Regions from separate parts of the Mus musculus genome. Here region 1 is linked to region 2. A link is a loop called in an ENCODE intact Hi-C map of the cell type or tissue named here. Cell type or tissue: heart. All regions are shown on one strand. Each heading gives the region's core, and the rest is flanking DNA. Links, peaks and the distances in the headings are about the cores only.

What was found. Peaks named below come from ENCODE experiments on the same cell type or tissue, not always from the same donor. Only the 100,000 strongest peaks of a DNase experiment are listed, where the experiment ranks them.
Region 1: it touches region 2 in a loop (2.6-fold over the local background); 4 of 42 quality-filtered maps call a loop at or near these places.

Annotation. Positions count from the first base shown.
Region 1 is chr4:141,766,215-141,769,128 of GRCm38, forward strand. It overlaps Dnajc16 (DnaJ heat shock protein family (Hsp40) member C16), which reads right to left. Exons shown (of 15, transcript NM_172338.2): 10 at 1,677-1,859; 11 at 1,494-1,570; 12 at 448-528; 13 at 270-368. Among named protein-coding and RNA genes, the nearest start is that of Agmat, 21 kb to the left of the region's middle. In heart, for the core only: no CTCF peak of the experiment used is centred there; DNase peaks (open chromatin) are centred at 407 and 1,197; H3K4me3 peaks cover 912 bases; H3K27ac peaks cover 1,863 bases.
Region 2 is chr4:141,715,407-141,718,320 of GRCm38, forward strand. The region is part of intron 1 of Ddi2 (DNA-damage inducible protein 2); the gene reads right to left. Among named protein-coding and RNA genes, the nearest start is that of Ddi2, 6.6 kb to the right of the region's middle. In heart, for the core only: no CTCF peak of the experiment used is centred there; no DNase peak of the experiment used is centred there; H3K27ac peaks cover 6 bases.

The DNA of each region.
Region 1 (2,914 bases), core at 154-2,653, 51 kb after region 2:
TACTGGGATTAAAGGCGTGTGCCACCATGACTGGCTATTTCAGAACAGTACATGTGGCCTTACACTGCTATCCATAGTTGTCCACTTCAGGTTATTTTAGCATGGGGGCTCAGTGAGTAGCACATGTGAGGCCCTGGGTTCCATACCCCGCATTGCAACTCCCTCCCCCAAACCAACAGCCAGGTTTTAGAGGCAGGCAAGGAGGCCTCTCTACCCATCTCGGTAACGCTCTACGAGGCTGAGGGCAGGGTGTGCTGTGTGGGAAGAACCTGCTGCTCTCTTTGGTGAAGCTCGGCTCAGTCTTCCCAGCCTTCTCGGGGACTTCCTCTTTGTCTGCAGGGTGCGACTCTCGCTCCTCATTTGAGTCACTAAAGCATGGAAACAGAAGTTACTTTCCTTTCTAAACAAGAAGGGCAGACATGGCCTGGTGGGCTGGCCCCTGGGTACCTGAAAGCCTGGACCATGACCGTGCCGAAGAGGATGAAGAGGGCCGAGAAGATGAGGGACAGCAGGGGCATCATCTCCCGCCTGGAAGCAAAGGCAGCTGTGAGCCCACAACCTCGGGATCTGGCTTTCAGCCATGAGCCTACAACCGCCAGGATCTGGCTTTCAGCCATGAGCCCACAACCTCGGGATCTGGCTTTCAGCCATGAGCCCACAACCTCGGGATCTGGCTTTCAGCTGACTCAGGAGAAAAAGGTCCCAAACCACACTTCTCTCACACCAAGAAACAAGAGCACAAGACAGGCTGTTTCGAGGGTGAAGAAGTGGGGGGTGGCTTTCGGCTGTGTCTAATACATTCTGTACGAGAGGATACAGGAAGCAACTCTCGGACGGACACTGAGGGACTGGTGGCTACAGACTCTAGGGAATGATCTCAGACGCTGAATGTGGCCAGAATGGCAGATGTGGCCCAGATGGACAGGGAACGTCACAGTCAGCTTCAGCTGTCAACTGAACACAGACTACAGTCACCTGGCAAGAGGGAACTTAGCGGGAAAGTTGCCTCCATTAGCCTGGCTTGTGGACATGTTTGTGGGGAGTTTTCTTGATTACTAATTGATCCGGCAGGGCCTAGCCCACTGCGGGCAGGCAGTCCTGGGGAGTGTAGGAACAGCCGCTTAGCAAGCCAGCAAGCAGCATTCCTCTGTGGTCTTGGTTTGTAAGCCAAAATAAACCTTCTCCTCCCCAAGCTAGTTTTGGGCATGGACAGACATATTTATCTGTGCGTGCACACACTGTGCTGAGTGGCCGACACAGCCAAGAGTGAAGGAGGACTAGTACCAGCCCTGCTGCCAGGGAGGCCAGCTGGGGTGATCTTCCCGCCCAGCAGGAAGGACCTATCAGCAAATGGTAAGAAGCAAAGCAAAGGCAGCAGAAGTCGGTTATCGGGCTGTGTGAGCTCGCCTACTTCCAGCAGCCAAGTGCACACAAATCCAAGCGCGGGCTTCCAGGCTGGCTTTGACAAGGAAAAGAAACCCACAGCGTCCTACCAGTTACTGTGAAGCAGGCTCTCCCAGAAGTCCGAGAGGTAGTCAGAAACAGAGTAGAGCCACCGGAGGAAAAATACCTGTGGGAGGAAACAGGCAGTGGTCAATCCCGCCCTGCTCCCGCCCCGCCCCCTCACACTGCCCCACCCCTCCTGCTGGCCCATTCTTCTGGACCCTGATGCTCACAGGAGCCAGCTCGTCAGTCAGGTCAGGGAGCACAGCTTCTGAAGACAGAAATGCTGGATCCTTCCGCAGCTGGTCAAGATAACCCAAAAGGACGAACTTATCGCTCTCACTGCCGGTCCAGGGATCCTCCAGGGTTTTGAACACCACCCTCCCCGCTGTGTTCCTCCTTTCCAAGATGGACACCTGAGAGAAAAAAAGAAAGACCATTAAGAGTCTCAAAAGCAACAGGATATAACGACACCAATAACTCCAGCCCCCTCCCCCCCTTCCTGGGAGGCTGAGGCTGAGGTTAAGAGGATCAAGAGCTTGAGCCCAGGGGCTGGAGAGATGGCTCAGAGGTTAAGAACACTGACTGCTCTTCCAGAGGTCCTGAGTTCAATTCCCAGCACCCACATGGTGCTGGGACCATCTGTAATGGGGTCCAATGCCCTCTTCTGGTGTGTCTGAAGACAGCAACAGTGTACTCATATAAAATAAATACATACATAAATGAGCCCAGTCTGGACTTACATAGTGTATCTTGTCAAACCGTGAGCTGCAGTTGCCTGCGCTTTGTCCCAGGGAAGATGGTCAAAAGGGCCTCATGAGGTCACTAACTAAGCTAATGCATAAATCCTGTCTATGGTGTTTGTAAGAGGCTTTGAGGTCTTTCTGACAAAAAGAATCCTTAGTATTCAAACTCACTGTGCAGCTGTGAGGATGAGCCTGAACTTGGCTCCATCTCACCAGCATCCCTGGATAACTGTGCTGGGAGGAACTCAGCCTTGTGTATGTCAGCCAAGCATTCTACAAACTGAACTCCACCCCCATCCCAGGAGTTAGTGAGGTTTGAGATGAGCTCTCATTTTGTGACCTAGGTTGGCCTTAAATGCCTCGGCTCAAGAGATCCTCAAACCTTGGCCTTCCCAGAATAATTTTTTGTTCTTTAAGAAATTTATTCATGGAATGGGAGAAGTGGTCTTGCCCAGGGTACACCAACAGTCAGCCCTGAAAACATACTGTACAGGTAGTATTATATAAACTGAACAGGTTATATTTAGGAATGTGTGTGTGGGTGTGTGTTTGTATGTGTGTTAGCAATAGCAATCAATAAAAAGAGGTCATGAATTTGACAGAGAGTGTTCTTAATCACTGAGCAATTTTTCCAACTCAGTTTTTGCTTACTTTTGATACTGGGTATCATGTAGCCCAGGCTGCCCTAAAATTTCCTTCCTGCCTCTACCTCCCAGTGCCAGGTT
Region 2 (2,914 bases), core at 191-2,690:
TCATCCACCCACATGCTCTCTTAGCTTCGTTCCCGGGCACAGAGAGAACAGATAGCATTTGCACAGGCCACTCTGACCATTCACTGTCATTCTGCTCCCAAGTCTGTGGTGATAGGGGCAAAAAGTGACCCTTCAAAGCTGAATCCTTCCAGAGACAAGAGAATAGAACTCATCTGTCCAACTTTACAAGTTTTATACAAGACTAAAAATGACTGCAACCAGGTGGATCCCTGTGAATTTGAAGCAAACCTGGTCTTCATTCAAGTCCAGGACAGCCAGGGGTATTACACAGAGAAACTCTAAAAATCAAAACTCTTGTTCTAGCCGGGCGTGGTGGCGAACGCCTTTAATCCCAGCACTCGGGAGGCAGAGGCAGGTGGATTTCTGAGTTCGAGGCCAGCCTGGTCTACAAAGTGAGCTCCAGGACAGCCAGGGCTACAAATAGAAACCCTGTCTTGAAAAACCAAAAAAAAAAACAAAAAAACAAAAAAAAAAAACTCTTGTTCTAACACTTACATATAGTGCAGATCTTATACTTTAAGGTAGAAAACAAGGGATTCCTTTTCTCTTTGGTAATTCAAAAAGAAAGTTGTGCTACACATAACTTGTTGGGGTATGAAGAAATCAACCATAAGTCAGAGCAGAGGCTGTGTACCTGGGTGGCATCAACACCACTAAGCCACTGTGAGGAGGTCACCAATAGCCCATGGCCTACTCTAGCTTCTCAGGCTCAGCTGTCAGTTTATTTAAAGACACATGACTAGTCTCCCAAGGCAGACAGACACACTAGACATTCTTACTAGAAATGTACTCATTTATAAAGAACCAAACTCAGGAAGGTAAGAACGCTTTAGGGTCTGAGGCTGTGGTTCAGTGGGAAAGCATCTGCCTGGCATGGAAGAGCCCATGGATCCTCTCCCAGTGGGACACAATATAAACATCAAAACAAAAAAGAGCACCCTGCTACCACTGAGTGAGGCTCTACTGGGCTAACATGCCAAGTCCCCATCCTCCCACTTAACTCTCACACTGTCTCACTGGATGTCAATCATTTTAACAGAGATCATTTGTCCAATTTTATGAACCAGAAGACACAGAGGTCACACAGCCATTAAGAGAACTGAAACTGGAGTTCTATATGCTCAACATTAAAATGATATTCTTTTACAGCACCCAAAGCAGCCTCAGAGATTGGCCTCTAAGTCATCCTCTACCTTAAAACTCTACACCTCCACTGGCAGTGCCTGCCTGAGGCCCTGGTTCAATTCTGAGTAGAGGAGTATGGGACACACACACACACACACACACATCAATTAATACTGGGGCTGGGGAATGTAGCTCAATGGAGCAACACTGCAAAGGACATGACAAGGCAGGAGAGAAGGGAAAGAAATATTGCAATGCCTAGCGTCTTCATGGTTGGCCCATTTTTTTTTCCTTTTTTTCCTTATTTTTAGATTCTTTTCTATGTATATGGACCTTTTACCTGCATTTACATGTGCGCATCACCTGCATTTATATGTGTATCTCACCTACATATATGTGTATCTCATCTGCATGCATGTATATACCACCTGGGAAGTATATATGTATATTACCTGCAAGTATATCCATACTTTACCTGCATATGTATTATGTATATCACTTGCATGCCTGGTGCCTGTGGAGACCATTCATTAGTGTTAGATTCTCTAAAACTGGAATTACAAATGTTTGTGAGCCACCATTTGGATGCTGGGAACTGAACCCAGCCTTCAGCAAGAGCAGCCAGTGTGCTTACAACTGCTGAGCTATCTTCCCAGCCCCAGTTTCTTCTTTTTAAAAGCATGGCAACAAAAGTCAAGAGTAATAGCATTCACCTTTAATCCCAGCATTCAGGAGGCAGAGGCAGGCAGATCTCTGGATGTCTCTGAGTTTGAGGCCAACCTGGTTTACACAGCATTCCAGGACAGTCTGGGCCTATATAGAAAACCTTGTCTTGAAAAAAAAATTTGAGAAGGGGAGGGGAGGGGAGGGGAAAGGAGGGGAGGGGAGGGGAGGGGAGGATGGGGACAATCATGATTGACAAGGAAGTGCTAAGTTCCAGATAGTCACTGACATCTGGCATGGTAACAAGCTATGGAATACCTCACCCAATCTCAAAATGGGTGGATTAGTTAGTTAGGCATTGATATCTGTTTAGCCCTGATTTCAAAGGATTTGGATGTTGGTCAGAAGGGTAAATCAAAGGACTATTCACATCATGGCACGGCAGAAAACAAAGAAGAGGACACAGGAAGACATATCCCAAGGACATACTTTCAATGATCCTCTTCTTCTAACCAGGTCCCATCTTCACCACCTCCCAGTAATTCCATTTTACTATGAGTTCATCAAAGGATTGGTTAATCCATGGGTTAGGTCAGAGCCTCATGATGCAATTGTCTCTGAAAATGCTGTAATAGGCACGTGTGGAGGTGTGTTTCACTGATCCCCCGGGAAGGCTAATTCAGTTGTGTTGACAACAAAATTAGCCATCACACTGGGTAGAAAAAAATACTCACAAGAACCAAAATCAGCAAGTAACCAGGACATGGAAACATAATACTGTAATCCCAATACTTAGGGTGGCGATAAGGCCAGGCTGGGCTACTGAGACCCTAGCTCAAAATAGTTCAAGAAAGGCAGTAACTTTTCTTTTTTTTTCATCTTAAGTCCGTAAGGAAATCACCTTTAGGTCAGCCTGCAATCCCAGTACTTGGGGAGCAGAGGCAGGAGGATTAGTGGCTCAAGGCTAGCTTGGGCTATCTAAAACAAACCCTGCCATCTTCCAACTTAGATCAATGACTTCATGTCTCTATCAGCCAAACAAAAGGCAAGCTGGTGATGGCTCTGGCACAACTCTTACAACTTCTGTTACCCCCTCAAAAGCGAG